3 separate regions of the Homo sapiens genome follow, and regions 1 and 2 are each linked to region 3. Evidence: chromatin loops called from intact Hi-C (ENCODE). Cell type or tissue: mammary epithelial cell. All regions are shown on one strand.

What was found. Peaks named below come from ENCODE experiments on the same cell type or tissue, not always from the same donor. Only the 100,000 strongest peaks of a DNase experiment are listed, where the experiment ranks them.
Region 1: a loop joins it to region 3, with 19 times the contacts of the local background. A loop is called at or near these places in 2 of 110 quality-filtered maps.
Region 2: it touches region 3 in a loop (2.9-fold over the local background); 3 of 110 quality-filtered maps call a loop at or near these places.

The regions. Positions count from the first base shown.
Region 1 is chrX:66,404,317-66,412,316 of GRCh38, forward strand. No RefSeq gene overlaps it. Among named protein-coding and RNA genes, the nearest start is that of EDA2R, 230 kb to the right of the region's middle. In mammary epithelial cell, a CTCF peak has its summit at 4,297; no DNase peak of the experiment used is centred here.
Region 2 is chrX:65,916,677-65,924,676 of GRCh38, forward strand. No RefSeq gene overlaps it. Among named protein-coding and RNA genes, the nearest start is that of MIR223HG, 95 kb to the right of the region's middle. In mammary epithelial cell, no CTCF peak of the experiment used is centred here; a DNase peak (open chromatin) is centred at 4,115; H3K27ac peaks cover 1,593 bases.
Region 3 is chrX:65,867,395-65,875,394 of GRCh38, forward strand. No RefSeq gene overlaps it. Among named protein-coding and RNA genes, the nearest start is that of MIR223HG, 140 kb to the right of the region's middle. In mammary epithelial cell, a CTCF peak has its summit at 4,626 (motif pointing right); a DNase peak (open chromatin) is centred at 4,707; H3K27ac peaks cover 1,068 bases.

The DNA.
Region 1 (8,000 bases), 540 kb after region 3:
TTCTGTGGCTCTTTGAGGTTAGAAATTCACTGTGCTGGTGGGACAAAGTGCTCCCGGACAGCTAGTCCCTGCACTTCGATGGGTGGTGCCAGCCAAAGCATTTCATTGTGCGGTGACAGTGAAATCCATTCTCATTTGCACATGGCAGCATCAGCAGCAGTATCGGCAGATGCAGCACAGTGCTAGGAGATGCTGGTGTGCCTAGCTACCTGTGGCCTTTCACAACAGTGATGGAGACAGCACAGCTAGGATGAGGGGGTACACTGCTAGCTAGTGTGTGTGGTCGTGCTGGAGGTGGTGGTGGCTTGGGGGGTGGGCACTGATGGGTGCAGGTATGGGTGCCTTCCCTATGGCCTACAAGCAGGAATAGTTAGTTGTTCAGGGCAGGAGATCATCTTTTGTTCTCTGTGCATTGTTAGTGTAAGGATGGAATGATGGAAGTGATGGGGCTGGCTGGATTTTTCCCACCAATGGTTTGTCTGCAATGCCAGTTGGGGTGAGGTGATTCAGGCTGTACCTCTGCATGCTGGCAGGGAAAGGAAAGCAAAAACCACCTGCACAGACATGTGCCAGCAAAGCAATGTGGGAATTTTCCATCCCAGGGGAAGGTACAGTATGGGGAGGGAGCATGTGGGCTTGCATGGCCCTAGGGTCTTTCCTGCTGAAGTTCTCTGCCAGTCAGCCATGGTCCACAAGTGCAGAATGTATAGTCTGTGCCCCTAGGGAACCGAAGGTTGCCCTGCAAGCAGGTGTGGCCAGATGAGACCCCAGGACAGGCCAGCAGACCAAAGGGTGCTGAGGTCTGACCTGCTCCTTCTGATTGGCAAGACCACTCTGCAGAGTTCAGAACTGATAGTTCCCCTAAGGCTAACATCTCCTACAGGAGCAAGTTGAGCCTAGGACGATGGCTGTCTCTGGCCATTCTCTGTACAGATGCTCCTTCATCAAACCCTCTGGGTTCCACATTAGCTGGTTTGCTGCTCCTATCACTTATCTAAGAAGCTCTTCCTGCCAACTGGAGTGTCTGTGTTGGTCAAGGGGTCTCCTGCTGCTGGGGTCCCAGGGAGTATGTTGAAAGTGGGTTGCTCTTTGCTGTTCAACTCACCTATTCCCATGGAGCCATTGTTGACCAGGAATAAGTCTGGGTGTACTGCAGCCCTGCCTAGTGTTTCCAGCTTTCTTCCAATTCAGCCGAGCTTCTGTGTCTTCCTTACATCGACTCCTGTTGCCTTCTCTCTGGAGATCTATTAGGAGCACCTCCAGTCATCTCAGTTCCTTGGTAGGAGCTGTTACACCTGGCTGTGTCTAGTAGGCCATCTTGCCCTTTCCGTGGTTTCTGCAACATACTTCTAAACAACCATTCAGTCAAGGAAGAAATCACAAAAGAAATTAGGACATATCTTGAAACACATGAAAATGAAAACACAACATACCAAAACTTAGGTATAATGTGAAGACAGTCCTAGGTTAGAAATGTATAGCTATAAATGCTTACATTTAAAAGAATAAAGACCTCAAATCAACAACTTAACATTACACTTTGATAAAATAAAAAAGAACAAACAATTCAAAACTGGTAGAAGGAATAAAATAATAAAGAGTGGAGCAGAGATAAGTAAAATAGAAAATAGGAAAATAGGAAAAATGAAGTGTTGGTTCCTTGCAACTATCAACAACATTGATCAAATTTTATCTAGATTGACTATGAAAAAAAGAGAAGACTCAATAAGCAAAGTAAGAAATGAATTAGGGGAAATCACTACCATTTATAAATTAAAGCAATCTACTCCTAGGTGTATACCCAAAGAAATTGAAAGCAGAGATGTGAACAGATACTTATATGTCAATGTTTATTGAACTATTATTTGTATTATTTAAAAGGTTAAAACAACACAAATGTCTGTCAACAAATGAATGAATAAACAAAATGTGATATATACATACAATGGAATATTATTCAACCATTAAATGAGTAATGTTCTGATATTTTCTAAAGCATGACTAAAACTTGAAGACACTGTTCTAAGTGAAATAAGCTAGACAAAAAAGGACAAATATTATATAATTCCACTTGTATGAACCACATAAAATAAGCAAATGTATAGAGGCAGAAAGTAGATTAGAGGTTAGCAAAATTATAGAGAATGGGGAATGGGGACTTAGTGCTTAATTAGTACAGAAGTCCTGTTTGTAGTAAAAGAGTCTTGGAAATTGATAGTGGTGACAGTGGCAAAATCTTATAAATGTAATTAATGCCACTGAATTGTACACTTATAATTGGTTAAAATGTCTAATTTTGTATCCAATGTATAAGCACATTTACTACAATTTTTAAAAATTAACAATGTAGGTGATACCCAATGTAGGTGTTGTCCCTTCTAAATCTCATGTTGAATTGTAACCCCCAACGTTGGAGATGGGGCTGGTTGGGAGATGTTTGGATCATGGTAGTAGATTTCTCCTGGCATGGTGCTATCCTTATTATAGTGAATGAGTTTCCATGAGATGTGGTTGTGTAAAAGAGTGTGACACCTCCCCCTATTCTCTCTCTTTTTGCTCTTGCTTTTCTCATGTGATGTGCCTGCTCACCTTTTAAATATAAATTTCAACTTTAAGTCACTGATTGGCCCTCACATCTGAGCATAGTTTGTTAGAAGCAGACAGGCCACATCTTGAACACTTTGCTGGTTAAAAACTTTTATTCAACAGATGCTTGAAGTCATCACTCTTAAGTTCAAAGTTTCACAGATACTTAGGACATGAACACAATACAGCCAAGTTCTTTGCTAAGGCATAAAAGAGTGACGTTTGATCTAGTTCACCAAATGTTCTTCATTTCTTTCTGACTGATATCTCATAAGCCTGGACTTTACCATTCACATCACATAAGCATTTTTGTCTCCATGATTTAATTAGTTTTTAAGGCGCTCAAGATTTTCCCTTATTTTCCTATCTTCTTCTGAGCTCTCCAAACTTTCCAACCTCTACCTGTTACCCAGTTTCAAAGTTGCTTCCACATTTTCAGGTATCTTTTCAGCAATACCCCACTCTTGGTACCAACTTTTTATGTTAGGCCATTCTTGTATTGCTGTAAAGAAATACCTGAGGCTGGGTAATTCATAAAGAAAACAAGCTTAATTGGCTCACAGTTCAGAAGACTGCACAAGCATGACACCGGCAACTGCTTGGCTACCAGGGACACCTCAGAGGGCTTTTACTCATAGCAGAAGGTGAAGGAAGAGCAGGCATGTATCATGATGAGAGCAGAAGCAAGGGAGAGAGTTGGGGAGTGAGGTTCCACACACTTTTAAACAACCAGAGCTCGTGAGATCTTACTCACTATCATAAGGACAGCACCAAACCATGAGGAATCAATCTCCATGACCCAAACACCTCCCACCAGGCTCTAACTCCAACACTGAGGATTACAATTCAACATGAGATTTTGAGGGAATAACATCTAAACTATATCAGTGATATACCAAAATCATTTAGTTTGTACACTTTAGATTGGTGAATTGCACCTCAAAATAAAGCCGTTAAAACAAACAAGCAAAAACAAGAAAGATATGAGCCTGTGTCAGTGTAGACAAATAGACCCCAATGAGTGTAAGTGTTCTCTGCCAGGTAGAAAAATTTCACATAATTTATATGGGTTCTTACAGAACATCATCCCTCTTTCCAGGCCTCAGTTTCTCCACTTCTTGAAAATGGAAAGGTTAGAGTAGATTATCTTAAAGATCCCCCTGAAGCTCTGACATTCTAGGATTTCGTAACTCAAAGGTGATAATGCTTAAGAGAGAATCTTGTTTGGTTTCATGAGGGAGGGGGTTAGGATATGTGGATCAAATATTGAGAGTCCCGGATGAAAGGCCACCCTTTGTGGAGATTCATAGTTTTGGAGTATGGCGGAGGGGAATCCAAAAACATTGTTTTCAGAAAACCAGGTAGACTGATGTAAATGGTGAATAGGTACTACTGTAAAACAGAAAAAATAAAAATAAAAAAGGAAGAAAATTAAAGCAGGACGGCTTGAAGAAATTTGGTATATGAGAGCCACATATCAAGATGAGTAGAAGTAGAGGAGATTATTGTTCCCAAGAGTGTGAGATTGAGGTGGAGCATCCATATATTAGGAGGCAAAATTTTGAAGACTAAAGATTTTCACCAATGTTTTAATGTGTGCTAAGTTATTCAGTAGGAGGCATAACGTTTGTTACTAGTAAGAGTTTAAAATATTAATTATTTGGTATGACAATAGCACCAACTAGTGACAGGAAATATGATCGTTCAGAATTGTCACAAACCCTAGATAACAGGTAAGCTTGTACTGGCATGTACTGGCTGAACTTCTGATGTGTTTGTGCTACGGGTAGGAAGTCTCCAATTGAATGGACTGTGTATACACTGAGCTCCAGTAGGCAGAGTAAGGGAACATCTTTAAAGGCATAGTTCAGAAGAATCTCTAAGGACCCAGGGTAGTATCAGGGTCAGAAAGAATTACTCAAAGTGGAAGAGGAAATGTTACCCCAAAGAGTTTCTTGTATGGGCTGTTCTAGGGTTACATTTCAGGACTTCACATTTTTGCCCTGCTAGGGAACTTGATAGAGTGCAACTGTGATCCATGGGCCTTCAGAAATTTGAAGTCAAGTCAAGACTACAAGAAAGAGCAGACAAACGGAGCCAGTTCCGGGTCACACTGGGAAAACTTAAAAACATGAGAAATGTCTGGGAGACATAAGTGCAGTGAAACAGAAGGCTTGAAGCCAGAGTTTCTGCCAGCTAAACATTGTGATAAGTAAGCATCCAATGGGAAATGGTCAAAAAACAATGAGAGACCTTTGAAGTTCTGGGTAGGTCAGACTTCTTTAGACCTAGCCTTTCTGCTTCTTAAATTGACCAAAGTCCAATTCTAGGCTGAGGTTGGTGTTTTAGACAGTCTATTTGACACGTGCCTGCCCCCAAATGTAGATACAACTTCATGGGAAGAAGATTAGAATATACGGATGAAAAATTTGGAGTCCTGGATGACAGTGAACCCTTTCCCAGGCGGTTTTGTTTTCCAGAATTCTGAAGAAATTTTTTCAGCCTTCTGAGATCCCACATGTGTTGCTTGGGGATTCCCATGTGGAGTTTGGATTTAACCAAAGCCACATATAGTTTGTAGTTTCTTTCTTTTCTTTTTTCTTTTTTCTTTTTTTTGAGACGAAGTTTGTCTCTTTTTGCCCGGGCTGGAGTGCAATGACGCGATCTCGGCTCACTGAAACCTCCGCCTCCCAGGTTCAAGTGATTCTCCTGCCTCAGCCTCCTGAGTAGCTGTGATTACAGGCGATGACCACGACGCCTGGCTAATTTTGTATTTTTAGTAGAGACAGGGTTTCACCATATTGGCCAGGCTGGTCACAAAATAGTTTGTATTTTCAACAGATCTGCCCTCTAAAGCACTGATTCAAATGGATACACTGGAAGTGCTGGAAGCACTGGATCTTTAGGAGCATGATGGATTTTCTGGCTGGAAATATATGATGAATGTTATATTTCCTAGAATGTTGTCTGACATTCGTTAGGCTCTGAAGAAGAAAAGAGAATTTCTGTAGAAAAATCTAGATGCCAAATGGAATGGGGACTACTGATCACATGTTCTTGCTTATTTCTCCCTTGTGTGTGTGTTCTATTGCTGCTTCTCTATCTCTGTCCATCTCTTTTTGTTTTCTCCATCTGTTTCTCTGTCTCTCCATTTCTGTCTCTTTTGTCTTTTACTTTAGCCACATTTAGCTCTGACTTTTGTTCGCCTACCCACCTCCTCTCTAAATACATACTACATATTGCTATCCACATCCACTGGACAGTCATCTCTATAATTCTTGAGAAAGCTCCTGGGACTTTGAATCAAACCCAAATACAGCTCATTGCCAATAAGTTGGGAGTCAGAGGCCTCCATATGAGTTTCAGGTGTAATTCAAGGAACTCTCATCCCCTGGGCCTATGTTGAGGAAGAACAATATAGACTGCTAGCTACACGCTATGATTTAAAAACTGCTCCAAACTATGTCACTCACTAGGCACTGTGGGATATGAAATTATACTAATCAGAACTCATTTGTTTAGGGTTAGCACTGTTGGAGTACTATGGACCTCTTTAAATGCAAATTTCCTTGAAAAAGGGTAACATATTTTGGCTCATTCAATGTTACAGTATCAGGCTGGATGTGATCTTAGAAATTACTTTATTCAATCCCATCAGGTCCTAACTTCATTTCTCATTTCATAAGCTCTCCGCCTACTATACACTACCATTGTAGGCATTTCTCTGTAGTGGTTCTCAGCTTTGGTTGCACATTAGAATTACCTAGGGAACTTAAAAGAATCTCTATGCACATGCTACACTCAAAGCTAATTAATCAGAATCTCTGGGGATGGCAGCTAAACACTGGCTCCTAGATAATTAAAATGAGCAGCCAGGATTGAGTAAAAGGTAAGTTGATAGCTCCTCATTGCTCATCTTCTGAGACAAGCTTTCCAAAGCAGCCTATTCCAACTGTGGACAGCATTGCCTCTTCTAAAATTTATCTTCCACTTGAGTCAAAATTTGTCTCAACTGTAATTTCTACTCATGAGTCCCAGCTCTGCCTCCTGGGCCCACACCGATTGTTTTCTCCCCTGTGACAGCCTTTGAGAGGTCTGAGGGCTGAGACTGTGACCCCTGAGTCATCTTCTTCAGGATAATCAGTCATGCATTCATACAACTGTTTTCCATCCTCAGAGCATTCAAAAACTCACCCTTTCACCACTGACTCTTGTATCTCCAACAACTAATTATGGATTTTGAACTTGGAAATACCCAGTGAGGTAGAGCTCACTATTTTCTAAGGCAACTCATTTTATCTTTGAATAACTTTAGCTATTTAATTCTTCCCCTACAGCCACACAGGTCCTGTATATTATTTCTTTCCCATGATGACCCTTTGGAGGTCTGAATACAGAGACCACATCCAATCTCTACCCTCCTCCATCTTTTTCACAGGCTAAATATCCCCAACTCCTTTTACTGGTCCTGGCAAAATCTTGGATCCATCCTAATTGTTCTCTTATAGATAAGATCAGCTTTTTGCAGGTCCTCATCTAAGCATGGGGCTAGGGCTGACAAAAGTGCTCTGGGTAAAGCCTGAGCTGCTTGGGGTAAAGTGGGGCCATCACTACATTTGTTCTGGGACCCAATATTCCATGAATGCAGTTTTTTTCCATTTGCTTTGTTGGCAGCACCAGCCATAGCTGACTCCAATTAAAATGACTATCACCTGAAATCATAAGTCATTTTTTCTGTGCTGCTCCTAAGCCCCATATTCCTTTAATCTGGGCTGCTGTACCAGATAAATCCAAATTCATCAAGCATATGATTATTTTGAATCCCACACCTCTGACTGTAGAAATCTGGAGTGTGTGGGAGAGTATGTATAAAAACATAAATGTGAAGTCTGTACTTTGTGCCTTCATGTTCCTATCTCTTCCTTAACAGTCTGTATTCATCTCTTCCTACCATTCTTTATCTCCAGATGTCTCTGACTTCAACCTGCTCCTCTTCAATAGCATGCTTAGTACCAAGACCAATGACTTTTATTTTTCACAGTGTCTGGTTTTATTCTCCCTCACCTATAGTCTTGTCTGGCCCAAAACTTTCAAATTTAAACCAAAACAGTCCCCAGATCTCCTTCCTTTGTTTTTAGTAACATTGTGTTTTCCCAAACTCCTTATATTGTGTTTTCCCAAACTCCTTATTCTGGTTGCTACTTTTCCATCACCTTCATTACTTTCCTGTCCTAAAGGTGACACCCACCTAAACTGTGGACATTCTGCCATCTTAGGAAATAATTCTCAGCTTTTGGCTTAAATTTAGAGAAAGTATGTAAGTTGCTATCCTAGTATTGACTCTCCATTAACCTCCTGTAGGAAAATTGCATAACCACTTTTATTGATTCCTGGTAGCTTTTAAATCTGGTGCA
Region 2 (8,000 bases), 49 kb after region 3:
ACTGTTTGCTGTGGGTTTCTCATAGATGGCTTTTATTACCTTATGTCATTTCTATGCCGATTTTGTTGAGGGCTTTAGTCATAAAGCATTGCTGGACTTTGTCAAATGCTCTTTCTGCACCTACTGAGATGATCATGTGATTTTTGTTTTTAATTCCGTTCTTGTGATGTATCACATTTATTGACTTATGTATGTTAAACCATCCCTGCATCTCTGGCATGAAACCCACTTGATCATGGTGGATTATCTTTTTGATATGTTGTTGGATTTGGTCAGCTAGAATTTTGTTGAGAATTTTTGCATCTATGTTGACCAGGGATAGTGGTCTGTGGTTTTCATTTTTTGTTATGTCCTTTCCTGGTTTTGGTATTAGGGTGATACTGGCTTTACAGAATGATTTAGGGAGGATTCCCTCTTTCTCTATCTTTTGGAATAGTGTCAATAGGATTGGTACCAATTTTTCCTTGAATGTCTGATGGAATTCAGCTGTGAATCCATCTGTTCCTGCACTTTTTTTTTTTGGCAATTTTTAAATTACCATTTCAATCTAACTACTTCTTATTGGTCTTTTCAGAGTTTCTTTTTCTTCCTGGTTTAATCCTGGAGAGTTGTATATTTTCAGGAATTTATTCTTCTCTTCTAGGTTTTTTAGTTTATGCACATAAAGTATTTCATAGTAGCCTTGAATGATGTTTTGTATTTCTGTGGTATCAGTTGTAATATTTCCTGTTTCATTTCTAATTGAGCTTATTTGGATCTTCTCTCTTCTTTTCTTGGATAATCTCACTAATGGTCTGTCAATTTTGTTTTTCTTTTCAAAGAATCAGCTCTTTGTTTCATTTATCTTTTGTTTTTTTTTTTTTTCAATTTCCTTTAGTTCTGCTGTCATATTTGTTATTTCTTTTCTTCTGCTGGCTTTGGGTTTGGTTTGTTTTTGTTTCTTTAGTTTCTTGAGGTGTGACCATAGATTGTCTATTCATGCTCTTTCAGACTTTTGATATAGGCATTTAATGCCATAAACTTTCCTCACAGCACTGCTTTTACTGTATCTCGGAAGTTTTGATAGGTTTCTTGTTTTGTTTTGTTTTGTTTTGTTTTTTACTATTATCATTCAGTCAATTTTTTTCATTTCCTTCTTGATTTTATTCTTGACCCAACAATCATTCAGAAGCAAGTTATTTAATTTCCGTGTATTTGCATGGTTTTGAGGGTTATTCTCAGTGTTGATTTCCTATGTTATTCCACAGTGGTCTGAGAGAGTACTTGATATAATTTCGATTTTTAAAAATTTGTTGAGACTTCTTTTGTGGCCTATCATGTAGTCTGTCTTGGCGAATGTTCCATGTGCTGATGAATAGAAGGTATATTCTGCAGTTGTTAGGTAGAATGTTCTGTAAATATCTGTTAAGTCCATTTATTGTAGGGTATAGTTTAAGTCCATTGTTTCTTTGCTGACTTTCTGTGGTGATGACCTGGCTAGTGCTCTGAGTGGAGTTTTGAAGTCCCTCACTATTACTGCATTGCTGCCCATCTTGTTTCTTAGGTTTAGTGTTCATTGTTTTATAAATTTTGGAGCTCCAGTGTTAGGTGCATATATATTTCCAATTGTGATATTTTCCTGTTGGTTTAATCCTTTTATCATTATATAATGTCCCTCTTTGTCTTTTTTAATTGTTGTTTTATGTCTTTTTTTTCGGATATAAGAATAGCTACTCCTGCTTACTTTCGGTTTCCATTTGCATGGAATGTTTGTTTTCCATGCTTTTACCTTAAGATTATTTGAGTCCTCATGTGTTAGGTCAGTCTCTCAAGGAAAACAAATACTTGGTTGATGAATTCTTATCCATTCTGCTGTTCTGTATCTATTGAGTGGAGCATTTAGGCCACTTAAATTCAGTGTCAGTATTGAGATGTGATAGAATACTATTCTATTCATTGTGCTAGGTTTTTTTTTCATTGTGCTATTGTTTTATAGGTTCTGTAAGATTTATGCTCTAAGAAGGTTCTATTTTGGTGTACTTTGAGGTTTTGTTTCAAGATTAGAGCTCCTTTTAACAGCTCTTGTAATACTGGCTTGATAGTGGTGAATTCTCTCAGTATTTATTTGTCTGAAAAAGACTGTACCTTTCCTTCATTTATAAAGCTTAGTTTTGCTGGATATAAAATTATTGCCTGACAACTGCTTTGTTTAAAGAGGCTAAAAATAGGACCCCAATCACTTACAGGCTTTAGGGTTTCTGCTGAGAAATCTGTTGTTAATCTAAAAGGTGTTTTTAAATAGGTTACCTGATGCTTTTGCCTCACAGCTCTTAAGAACTTTTCTTCATCTTCTCTTTAGATAACCTGAGAACTATGTGCCTAGGCAATGATCTTTTTGAGATGAATTTCCCAGGTGTTCTTTGAGCTTCTTGTATTTGGATGTCTGGATCTCTAGCAAGGCCAGGGAAGTTTCCTTCAATTATTCCCTCCAATATGCTTTCCAAACGTTTAGCTTTCTCTTCCTCCTCAAGAACACCAATTATTCCTAAGTTTGTTCATTTAACACAATCCCAAACTTCTTGGAGGGTTTGTTTATATTTTAAAATTATTTTTTCTTTATCTCTGTTTGATTGGGTTAATTCAAAAGCCTTGTCTTCAAGTTCTGAAGTTCTTTCTACTTGTTCCATTTTATTGTTGAGTTTTTCCCGTGTATTTTGCATTTCTCTAAATGTGTCTTTCATTTCCAGAAGTTGTGATTGTTTTAAATTTATGCCATCTATTCTTCTGGAGATTTTTTCATTCATACACTGTATCATTTAAAACATTTCTTTAGGCCAAACGTGGTGGCTCATGCCTGTAATCCCAGCACTTTGGGAGGTCGAGGCCAGTGGATCACGAGGTCAGGGGATAGAGACCATCCTGGCTAACAGGGTGAAACCCTGTCTCTACTAAAAAATACAAAAAATTAGCCAGGTGTGGTGGTGGGCACCTGTAGTCCCAGCTACTCGGGAGGCTGAGGCAAGAGAATGGCATGAACCTAGGAGGCCGAGCTTGCAGTGAGCCCAGATCGCGCCACTGCACTCCAGCCTGGGCAATAGAGCGAGACTCCATCTCAAAAAAACAAAAAACAAAACATTTCTTTAAGTTGATATTTACCTTTCTCTGGTGCCTTCTTGAGTAGCTTAATAATTGACTTTCTTAATTCTTTTTCTGGCAATTCAGAGATGTATTCTTTGTTTGGATCCATTGCTGGTGAGCTAGTGTGATCTTTTCTGCGTGTTAAAGAAGCTTGTTTTCTTATATTACCAGAATTGTTTTTCCGGTTCCTTCTCATTTAGATATACTATTTCAGAGGAAAGATCTGGGGCTCCCAGGTAGCTCTTCAGATTCTCTTGTCCCATAGGGTGATCCCTTGATGTGGTGCCCTTCCGCTTCCCTTAGGGATGGGGCTTCCTAAGAACCAGACTGCAATGATTGTTATTTCTTTTCTGGGTTTAGTCACTCAGCATAGCTACTGTGCTCTGGGCTGGTACAGGGGAGTATTTGCAAAAAGTCCTGTGATGTGATCTGTCTTCAGTTCTCTCAGCCATGGATACCTGCACCTGCTCCAGTGGAGGTATCAGGGCAGTGAAGCGCACTCTGTGTGGGACCTTGGTTGTAGTTTTATTTACTGTGCTGGTTTTCTCAAGTGCTGGTTGTGCTGGCAGTAAAATTGTCATGTCGATAGACTCAGGACCTCTGGTTAGTCAGGATGTTACAGGCAGTGGAGTTAGCTGTTGATTTCTTTTCTCGGGATAAAATTTTTCTGTCATGAATTGCTGTAAGGGTTCAATTTGCCTGGCCTCCAGCCAGGAGGTGGTGCTTTCAAGAGAGCATCAGCTGCTGTAGTATAGGGAGAATACAAGCTTGCCCTAGGGTTGCCTGGATAAATATTCAGGTTTCTCAGATAGTGGGAAAGGCCATAGAGCTCCCAGGAGATTATGTCTTTTGTCTTTTGCTATGGTGGGGGTTGGGGAGGCTTGTAGAGAAAGACCATCAGGTCGGGTCAGGTTTAGGCATGTCTGAGCTCAGACTCTCCTTGGGTGAGGCTTCCTGCAGCTGCTGTGGGGAGTGGAGTTGTATTTCAGTGGAGTTGTATTTCTCAGGCTGATGGAGTTACATTCCTGGGGTATTATGGCTGCCTCTGCTGCATCATACAGGTTTCCTGGGAAGTGTGAAAAAAACTGGCAGTGACAAGTCTCACCCAGCTTCCACATAGCCAGAACAACAAGTCTCACTCCTGCTATGCTTCCCCAACAGAATTGAGTTTATATCCAGGCAGCCAGTGAGCAGGGCTGGGAACTTGCTCTAGGCTACAAGCCTCCCCAGTGAGAAAGCAAGCAGGGCTTCACTCCTTTCCACCTTCTGTGGCTTCCATGCTCATGACTGCACTTCCTGTTCAACTCCCCCTGTCCCCCAATTCTCTCCAGGTAAATTCACATTTGGTAGAAATATTACAAAGTTCAGCTGAAAGTTTCCTTCTCCCTGTGTTCTTTCTCCAATTTACTGGCAGCTCTCCCCAAGGGCTTCTATGTGATAAAGTCAGAAATGGCTTCTTTAGGCTTTTTTGGGTGCCAAGAGTGCCTACAGTTCTGTTCCCATTGCTTCTTTTACTTTTATATTTCCTTCTGCTCTCTAAATTCATTTCATCTCTAAGTAAGGTTAAATTCTTCTTTTGTGACCAGGATTTTCAGGTTTCCTGGTGAGGATGTGTGTTTGGAGGTGTACTTTCTTTGTCTCACGCTTTGGGCACTCAAAGTTTTTTGGCTGTCTCACGGAGTTGCAGTGACAAGCCTCTTTCAAATGGCCTGTTAATTCTTTTGTTTTTTTCTCATGTGTTCCTGTGGTAGTTCCTGGAGCAAAAGTTCAAGATGTGAGTCTCCACATGCTGTTCTGTATGTCTGAGCAGGAGCTGCAAGTTAGTACTGCCTCCTATCCACCATCTTCCTCCTGAATTACATTTATTGATTTGCATATGTTGAACCTATCTTGCATCCTGGGGATGAAGCCTACCTCATCATGGTGAATATGCTTTTCAATGTGCTGTTGGATTTGGTTTGCCAGTAGTTTTTTGAGGATTTTTTCATCAATATTAATCAGAGATATTGGCCTGAAGTTTTATTTTTTTGTTGTGTCTCTGATGGGTTTTGGTATCAGGATGATGCTGGCCATATAGAATGAATTAGAGAGGAGTCTCTCCTTTTCATTTTTCTGGGATAGTTTTAGTAAGAAAGATACCAGCTCTTCTGTGTACCACAGGTAAAATTCAGCTGTGAATCCATCTGGTCTTGGGCTTTTTTTGGTTGGTAGACTATTTATTACTGCCTCAATTTCAAAACTCGTTATTGGTTTTTTTCAGAAATTTAATTTCTTCCTGGTTCAATCTTGGGAGGGTGTATGTGTCCAGGAATTCATCAATTTCTTCTAGATTTTTTAGTTTATGTGCATAGAGATGTTTATAATATTCTCTGATGGTTTTTTTTTAATTTCTGTGGAGTCAGTGGTGATATTCCCCTTATCATTTCTGATTGTGTTTATTTGAATTTTCTGTCTTTAGTCTATCTTACTATTTTTTTCAAAAAGCCAACTCCTAGATTCGTTGATTTTTTTTGAAGGTTTCTTTGTGTCTAGCTCCTTCAGTTCTGCTCTGATGTTCGTTATTTCTGGTCTTCTGCTAGCTTTGGGATTTGTTTGCTCTTGGTTATCTAGTTCTTTTGGCTGTGATGTTACGTTGTTAACTTGAGATCTTTCTAGCTTTTTGGTGTGGATATTTATTGCTATACATTTCCCTCATCACTGCTTAGCTGCATCCCAGACATTCTGGTACGTTGTCTCTTTGTTCTCATTAGTTTCAAAGAACTTCTTGATTTCTGCCTTAATTTTTTATTTACCTAGGAGTTATTCAGTAGTATGTTGTTCAATTTCCATGTAGTTGTGTGATTTTGAATGAATTTCTTAATTTTAAGTTCTTATTTGAAGATGCTGTGGTCTGAGAGACTGTTATGATCTCAGCTATTTTGCATTTGCTGGGGAGTGTTTTACTTCTAATTATGTAATTAATTTTAGACTAAGTACCACTTGGAAATGAGAAGAATGTATATTCTTTTGTTTTGGGGTGGAGAGTCCTGTAAATATTTATCAAGTCCACTTGATCCAGAACTAACTTCAGGTCCTGAATGTCTTTGTTAATTTTCTGTCTCGATCTGTCTGATATTGTCACCGGGGTGTTAAAGTCTCCCATTATTATTGTATGGGAGTCTAAGTCTCTTTGAATTTCTCTAAGAACTTGCTTAAAGAATGTAGGTGCTCCTGTATTGGGAGCATATGTACTTAGAATAGTTAGCTCTTCTTGTTGAATGGAATCCTTTACCATTATGTAATACCTTTCTTTGTCTTTTTTGATCTTTGTTGGTTTAAACTCTGTTTTGTCAGAAACTAGGATTGAAACTTCTGCTTTTTTTCTGTTTTGCATTTGCTTGGTAAATTTTCCTTTATTCCTTTATTTTGAGCCTGTGTGTGTCTTTGCATGTAAGATGGGTTCCTTGAAGACAGTGTACTGATGGGTTTTGGTTCTTTATCCAGCTTGCCATTCTGCGTCTTCTAATTGGAGCATTTACCCCATTGCCATTTAAAGTTAGTATTGTTATGTGTAGATTTGATCCTGTCATCTTGAGGCTAGCTTGTTATTTTGCAGACTTGTTTTTGTGGTTGCTTCATAGTGCCACTTGTCTGTGTACTTCAGTGTGTTTTTGTAATAGCTGCTAATGGTTTTTCTTTTTCACATTTTGCACTTCCTTCGGGAGCTCTTACAAGGCAGGTCTTGTGATGAATTCCCTCAGCATTTGCTTCTCTGAAAAGGATCTTATTTCTCCTTTGTTTATGAAGCTTATTTTGGCCAGGTATGATACTCTGGATTGAAAATTTTTATGTATTTATTATTTTACTTTATTTTATTTGTTTAGAATGTTGAATATTGACCCTCAATCTCTTCTGGCTTGTAGGGTTTCCACTGACAGGTCTGCTTTTAGTCAGGCTTCCCTTTGAGGGTGATCTGGCCTTTCTCTCTGGCTGCCCTTAACATTTTTTTCCTTTCATTTCCTCCTTGAAAATCTGATAACTATGTGTCTTGAGAATGATCTTCTCTTGGGAACATGTTACTGAGGCTCTGCACATTTTCTGAATTTGAATTGTTGGCCTGTCTTGCTAGGTTGGATACTTCCTTTTGGATGATATTCTCAAATATGTTTTCCAGATTGGTTCCATTATCACTGTCTTTTCCAGGTACCCCAATCAGTCATAAATTTTGTCTCTTTACATAATCCCATATTTCTCAGAGGTTTTGTTCATTCTTTCTAATTATTTTCTCTATTCTTGTCTGTCTGTGTTATTTCAGAAAGACAGCCTTCAAACTGATATATTTTCCTCCACTTGGTCTATTCTGCTATTAATACATGTGATTGCATTGTGAAGTTCTCCTAGTGTGTTTTTTAGCTCTGTCAGGTTGGTTATGTTTCTCTCTATACTGGCTATTTTGGTTGTCAGCTTCTGCATTCTTTTATTTTGCTTCTTACTTTCTTTGTGTTGAATTACAACATGCTTTTTTTTTTTTTTTTTTTTTAGCTCAGCAAAGTTCATTTTTATCCACATTCTGAATCCTACTTCTGTTATTTCAGCCATTTCATCCTCAGCCCAGTTCTGAACCCTTGCTGGAGAGGTGTTGTAGTCATTGGGACGAAAGGGGATACTCTAGAGTTTTGAGTTTTCAGCATTTTTGCACTGATTCCTTTTCATCTTTGTGAGATTATCTACCTTTGATCTATGAGGTTGCTGTCTTTTGGATGGGGTTTTTTTGGGGGATTTTGTTTTTGTTGTTTGTTTGTTTTTGGCAGCCTGGCTACTCTTCCATAGGGCTGTTCTGGTTCATTGGGGGCCCACTCCCGACCCCTAGTCCTCAGTTTTTCCCATACCTGGAGGTATCACAA
Region 3 (8,000 bases):
GAGCTAGGAGAATTGCTTGAACCCAGGAGGTGGAGGTTGCTGTTGCGGTGAGCCAAGATCTTGCTACTGCACTCCAGCCTGGGTGACAGAGTAAGACTCTGTTTCAAAAAAAAAAAAAAAAAAAAAGAAGACTTATATGCTAAAAACTACAAAACATAGCCTAAAGAAATTAAAGACACACATAAATGGAAAGACATTTTAAGCTCATGGATTGGAAGACTTTAATATTATCGAGACGTCAATACTATAAAATGATCTATAGTATCGATGCAATCATGGTCAATATCTCAATGATGTTTTTTGCAGAAATAGGAAAGTCTATGTGAAAATTTATATGAAATCTCAAGGAATTGCAAATAACCAAAACAATCTTTAAAAAGAACAGCAAAATTGGAGGACTCACACTTCCTGGTTTCAAAACTTACTGCAAAGATACAATAATCAAACAATGTGGTTCTGGTATACGGATAGGCATATATATCAGTGGACTACAACTAAGAATCCAGAAATAAACCCATATATCTTCAATACTGATTTTTGATAAGACTGTCAAAACATGTTAATGGGCAAGCATAGTCTTTTAAACAAATGGTGCCGAGGCAACAACATAGCCACATACAAAAGAATAAATTTGGGGCCCTACCTCAAACCACATACAAAAATTAACTCAAAATAGATCAAAGAACTAAATGTAAAAGCTAAAACTATGAAACTCTTAAAAGAAAATACACGGGTAAATCTTAATGAATTGGGTTTGGCAATAGATTCTTAGATATGACGCAAAAAGCACAAGATTAAAAAGGAAAAAAAGATAAGTTGAATTCAATTAAAATTAAAAACCTTTGTGCCTCAAAGGATACTATCAAGAAAGTGAAAAGACAACCTAAGAGTGGGAGATAATATTTGCAAATAATAAATCTGATAAGGGTCACGTATTTAGAATATATAAAGAACTCTTATAATTCAACACACAACCCAATTAAAAATGGGCAAGTAACTTGAATAGAAATTTCTCCAATGATGACATACAAGTGGTCAATGAACACATGAAAAGATGCTAAACATCACTAATCATTAGGAAATACAAATCAAAACCACAATGACATAACACTTCACACTTACTCTTATTAGGATGGCTATTATAAGAAAATCAGAAAACAACAAGTGTTGTCAGTTATGAGGAGAAATTGGAACTCATGCATTGCTTGTGAGGATTTAAAATTCTACAGCTGCCATGGAAAACAGTATGGTGGTTCCTCAAAAAGCTAAACAGAATTAGTGTATGATCCAGCAATTCCACTTCTAGGTGTAATTCCTAAAGGAATTGAAAGCAGCGACTCAAACTGATATTTGTATACCCATGTTCATAGCAGCATTAATCACAAGAACCAAAAAGTGGAAGCACCCAAATGTCCATCAATAGATAAACAAAATGGGGTATATACTTTCAATTGAATATAATTTAATCTTAAAAACAAAGGAAATTCCAACACATGCTACAACATGGATGAGCCTTCAAGACATTATGCTCAGTGAAATAAGCCAGTCAGGAAAGGACAAATATTATACAATTCCACTTATACGAGATACCTATGGTAGTCAAATTCATAGAGACAGAAAGTAGAATAGTGGTTGCCAGAGGCTGGGGTCAGGAGACAATGGAGAGTTATTGTTTAATGAGTGTGGGTTTTCAGTTTTGGATGATGATAAGTTCTGGAGGTGGATGGTGGTGATGTTTGTACAACAATGTGAATGTACTTAATGCCACTGAACTGTACAATTAAAAATGGTTAAAAGGGCAAATTTTATGTTATTCATATTTTACCAAAGTAACAAAATAAATGACAAACATATTAGAGATAGACAGAAGACACTGGAATCCAGGGTTTGAAGAAAGAACCCTGTTCTGGAATGCAGCAAGGAATCAGAAAATGGAGAAAAGTAGTAAAAGTGGCCTGTCTTAATACTTTAGTTTTGTGAAGCATTGGAACCTACAGTTCTTTCTTGCTCACTGCAGTGATTTTCATGCTGTGCTGCTCAGAAGCTGAGGCTTCTGGTGGCAGGGCAGGGGGGTTGTCTCACAACTGACCTAGCAGCAAAAATGTAAATGGCTGGAGGAATCCATGTAACTCTTTTGGTTGTTTCATCTATTGGTTAAGGGTTTGTTAAAAGATAAAAATTAATCAGCTGCTAAAAATTTTGAAAACCAATGCTCATCACAACAAAATTCATATCATATGTCATTTCAAAACTCAATTTATTAGAGACATAAATGCCCTTGGACACATTCTAATTTTTACAACTCGATTTTAATTAAATGAGATAATGCATGTAAAATACCTCGCACAAGGCTTTGCACATGGGAGATGTTCAGAAAATAAAATAATGATGAATTACTTTATTTTCTTCATTGTGTGCTCTTCCTCAGATCACAAGCTAGCTGAAAGGAGAGAATGGGGCCATTTTTTAATGGGCTATTGCAAAATACATGAAACATAAATGTTCACTTTAAAGTTGAAAATATTTTATCCCAAGTTGCGGTCAATTAATAGGCTCAGAAAAAATATTATGGTTGCTGCATTTATTTATTATTTCAATCAGGAAATATTCATGGAGCACTCGCTATGCATTACGCACTGTGCTATGTCCTGAGCATACAAGTCAGACAGTCCCTGCTGTCAAGTAGATCTTCTCATTTGAAGGAAGCAGACAAGTAAGAAAAAAAATCAGTATAAATGAAAACCTAATATACAATAAAGGTTCCACCAAAAATTAATCGGGACAGAATGGATTATTTAGTAGATAATGTTGGAAAAACTGGCTCACTATATTAAGAAAAATAAAACTGAATCCCTGGCTAACACTACATACAAGGATGGATTCAAAATTGATTAAACATCTAAATATTAAAGATGAAACATGTAAAGTTAGTAAAAATTTGTAAAGTTAATTAAAAAAAATTAGGAAAATGTATTTGTGACCTAGGGACAAAAAAGGATTTCCTTGTTTTTTTTTTTATTTCCAACTTTTATTTTAAGTTCAGGGGTACATGTGCAGGATGTACAGGTTTGTTACATAGGTATATGTGTGCTACAGTAGTTTGCTGTACAGATCAGCCCACACCTAGGTATTAAACCCAGCATCCGTTAGCTATTCTTCCTGATGATCTCCCTCCTCCAACCCCCCACCCTCTGAAATGCCCCAGTGTATGTCATTCCCCACTTGTGTCCATGTGTTCTCATCATTCAGCTCCCACTTATAAGTGAGGACACGCAGTACTTGGTTTTCTGTTTCTGGCGTTAGTTTGCTAAGGATAATGGCTTCCAGCTCTATCCATGTCCCTGCAAAGGGCATGATCTCATTCCTTTTTATGGCTGCATAATATTCCACAGTGTGTTTGTACCACATCTTCTTTATCCAGGCTATCATTGATGAGCATTTATGTTAATTCCGTGTCTTTGCTGTTGTGAATAGTGCTGCAATGAACATACACATGCATGTATCTATTATAATTATTATTATAATTATTCTATTATAATAGAATAATTTATATTCCTTTTGGTATATACCCAGTAATGGGATTGATGGCTCAAGTGGTATTTCTAGTTCTAGGTCTTTGAGGAATCGCCACACTGTCTTCCACAATGGTTGAACTAATTTACATTCCCACCAACAGAGTATTTCTCCGCAGGCTTGCCAGCATCTAATTTTTTTTTGTCTTTTTAATAATCACCAGTCTGACTGGCATGAGATGGTATCTCATTGTGGTTTTGATTTGCATTTCTCTAATGATCAGTTATGTTGAGCTTTTTTTCATATGTTTGTTGGATGCATACATGTCTTCTTTTAAGAAGTATCTGTTCATGTTCTTTACTCACTTTTTAATGGGGTTACTTGTTATTTTCTTGTAAATTTGTATAAGTTCCTTGCAGACTCTGGATATTAGACCTCAGTCATATGGATAGATTGCAAAAATTTTCTCCCATTCTGTAAGTGGTCTGTTCACTGTGGTGATAGTTTCTTTGCTGTGCAGAAGCTCTTTAGTTTAATTAGATACCATTTGTGAATTTTTGCTTTTGGCGTTTTCTTTTTTTAAAAAATTTTATTATTATTATACTTTAAGTTTTAGGGTACATGTGCGCAATGTGCAGGTTTGTTACATATGTATACATGTGCCATTTTGGTGTTTCCCCATGCCTATGTCCTGAATGGTATGGCCTAGATTTTCTTCTAAGGTTTTTATAGTTTTGGGTTTTACATTTAAGTCTTTAATCCATCTTGAGTTAATTTTTTTATAAGGTGTAAGGAAGGGATCCAGTTTCAATTTTCTGCATATGGCTAGCCAGTTCTCCCAGTACATTTTATTAAATACGGAATCCTTTTCCTATTGCCTGTTATTGGTCTGTTCAGAGTTCCTATTTCTTCCTGCTTTAATCTAGGAGGGTTGTTTGTTGGCATCCAGCCAGGAGGTAGTGCTTTCAAGAGTGTATCAGCTGCAGAAGTATAGAGAGAAACTTGCCTTGGGGTCGCCTGGTTTAGTATTCAGGTTTCTCAGGTGGTGGGCAGGACCACAGAGCTCCCAAGAGATTATGTCCTTTGTCTTCGTCAACCAAGGCCGGTAGAGAAACACCACCAGGTGGAGCCAGGGATAGGACTACTCGAGCTCACACTGTCCTTGGGCAGGGCTCACTGCGATTGTGTGGTTCCCAGGACAATGGAGTTATAGTCCCAGGGGAATTATGCCTGCCTCTGCTGAGTCATACTGGTAACCAGGGAAGTAGGGGAAATCAGACAGTCACAGGCCTCACCTTGCTCCCAAGGAGCCTGCAGTTCTAAAGGCCAGTCTCACTCCCACTGTGCACACCCACCCCCAACAGCACCGAGTGACCACCAGCATCCTTGCTGAGAAAGCAAGTAGACTCAGTTTTTTGGTATCTCAGGGAGCCTACAGTGGCTCCAGTTCCTTCAGAGGGTCTGTGAATTCTCTCAGTTTTCCTGGTATGTTCCTGCGGTAGTTCTTGGAGCAAAAGTTCATGATGTGAGTCTTCACATGCTGCTCTGTCTGTCTGAGTGGGAGCTGCAAGCTAGTCCTGCCTCCTATCTGCCATCTGAGACCTGTGGGCTTTTCTCTTTTCCATGTTCCCCTACCTAAATCCCTGGCACAATACCTTTCTAATATTCTTCTGCAGTTTTCTGTTCTCTTAGGAACGCTTCTCTTCTTCCTCATGATTCTATGCCTTTTCTGCAGTCCTGTTTCTTTGAGACCCTTCCCTGTATCACTGGTGCTTCATCCATTTTCTGTAATCTTACCTCTTTCCTAGGTTTCTGGGGTTTCTTGGTCTCTTGGAGTTCCCTATCCCCTATGTCCCTGTGGCATCATCTGTTTTTCTAGTATCCTCTCTAGATCTCTGAGGCTTCACCCATTTTTTTCTGGGGTCTAATTTTTTTTCCTGTAGTTTCCCTGTTCAAATCCCCAGAGCTCCACTTTGTTTTCAGATTCTATGTCCCTGCTGGTGTCTCTTTCCACTTTCTTGGCCTCTTTCTCTTCCTGAATTTCTTCAGTCACCTTGGTTTCTCCTCTCTGGTGTTGTTTTTTGGTTTTTTTTTTTGTTTGTTTGTTTTTTCTGGACCTTGTCTGCCAACCCCCACTTTCCTACTAAGCCTGATGCTGAGGTAGCTAATTCAGCATGATTTGTGCTTAGGTGGTGCAGAATCCAACCCCGCAGGAAATGTGCCAGAATTCTATCATTTAAAGGTTGGAGAGTCAAGAGGAAAGAAGTAAAAGTGAGTGCACACTGTCTGCCAAAATCTGTGTTGTGCTTTTTCACATGCATTACCGACTGCAATCCTCACAGTAGCTCTGTGCATGGATTTTGGTATCCCCATTTGACATATGAATAAACTGTGGCTTAGTGGAGAAAAGCTTCTTGGAGCTGGATGGAGCAGAGGGAAATCCTTGCCCTCTCCGAGTGTTAGGTAGGGTAGGGAGTCATCACCTGCATTCTAGAGAGGGGGCTCAGGCGTCTCTGCCCAGGCTGCACCTCTCAGACTAGGGAGAATTCCAGCTCTACAGAGGCCCATGGCAGCCTACTCTCTCAGGATCTGACTCTGCAGGGCGCTCTCCCGGCGTGGCAGGAAAGAAAAAAGTGGTTTTCGCACCTTGGTGGTGGCTTCAACACCTCCAAGTTTGGGGTGTGAAAGTGGGATGTTGGCAGGGCTTCCAAGCTATGAGGGGTGGAGTTGGTCCTGAGGTGCTCCCTCCCTCAGCCCTATCTCCCACCACACCCTTGCATGCATCTTGGTGGCCATAGAGCGCAATGGCCACCTGTTCCTTTCCTACGGCCCCAACTACTTACCTTGCTCGGATCCTTGTTTCAGGTGTCCACGTGCCTTGGCTAACCAGATCTGGGACATGGCTGGCTAGTGCAGGGCTTGTCCTGTGCCGCCTTCACCCGAAGGATGGGGGAGGTGTGCACCACAGGGTTGCAATTCCAGCAGGTGAGAAATCTGCAGTGCCTGCAGCTGGAGCTTTGGTGGGGATGCCACAGCTGCAAAGCTCTCTTTGGCAACCTACTGCCCAGAGTCCCGGTGGCCCCGACTGGTGGGAGTGCCTGGAAGGCCAGGAAGTGAGTGTGGCCTAGGTATCAGGAGAGAGGGAGAGAGAGAAGAGGGCCTACAGCGTTGGAGCACGGCTGCACAGCCTGCTCCTGGACTGTACAACTTACTCCTGGACTGCACAACTTGCTCCTGGACTGCAACCTGGACTGTCACGAAACAGCTCAGTGACCAGAGATGATGTGGTCGGCCTGCTGGCTCTGTTAAAGGGTTTCAAACTTCCCAGTAGCCTGCCTTCTGGCCATCCAGCTAGGCTTCTCCTTGCCTGCTAAATAAGGGCATGAGTCACCTGGGACCCTGCTGCACCAGACTGGAATGTGTTGGTCCCAGTTGGGCTGGGGAGAGCCTCTGGCCCTGAGACCGCTCTGGGGAAGGGCTGTGGGAGAGCTGTAAAGGGGAGGGGAGAGAGTCTGGTGTAAATCCAACAGCACAGTGACAGGGACAGGGGCTGCAGAGAAGGCTCTAGAGAATAAAGCTGTATTGAATTGGGCTGAGAGGAGGCTGAGAGAGGGGAAGAGGTGAGACTGGGGCCATTGTAGAGAGAGGGGCAGGGGCTAGGGGAACCCAGGGGAGACAGACTGGGGTTGGAGGTCCAGAGGAGAGAAAAAGAGAGTCCATGGCAAGACTCTTGGTGAGTCAAGGCTCTAGGTGAGTGATATTAAAGAGAGCCATGATTGAAGGGAGGGGTCACTGAGAGATCAAGACATGGGCTGGCAAGTTTGGGGACAATTTCTGGCCAAACGTGTAGTGACGAATTACATTCCAAGATCACAGGGAAGGACATGAAGCACTGAGGTTTAGAGATCAGTACCTTCTCAATTACTCAGTAAACGTCACTGGATCCCTTCAATCCACACAGCCCTACTATAGTGCTATAGGGAATCCACAAGTGGCGAAAGCACAGAAAATCCCCATTCCGAAGGAAAGAGTGGAAATATCTCACTTAGGAGTGAGTTCAAGCAGCACTCAGAGTATGAGTCAGCAAGGCTATGAGCTAAGAGGCTTAAGCCAAGGGTGAGCACTTTGCGATGAGAGTGTTACTGACAGTGAATCCATATCCATATGAGTCTGCAGCAACCTCAATTCTTGCCTCATCAGATGAAAGAATTCGACTGAGGGCATAACACAGAAGGAGAAACTAAGGCAAGTTCTACAGCAGGAGCGAAAGTTTATTAAAATGATTTAGAACAGGAAGTAAAGTACCCTTGGGAGAGGGCCAAGTGGGCGACTTGAGAGATCAAGTGCACAGTTTGACCTTTTGGCTTGGAGTTGGCATACTTTGGGGGTCTTGCAGCCCTTCTCCCCAGATTCTTCCCTTGGGGTGGGCTATCTGTATGTGCAGTGGCCTACTAGCACTTGGGAGGAGAGCATGCACAGTGTGTTTC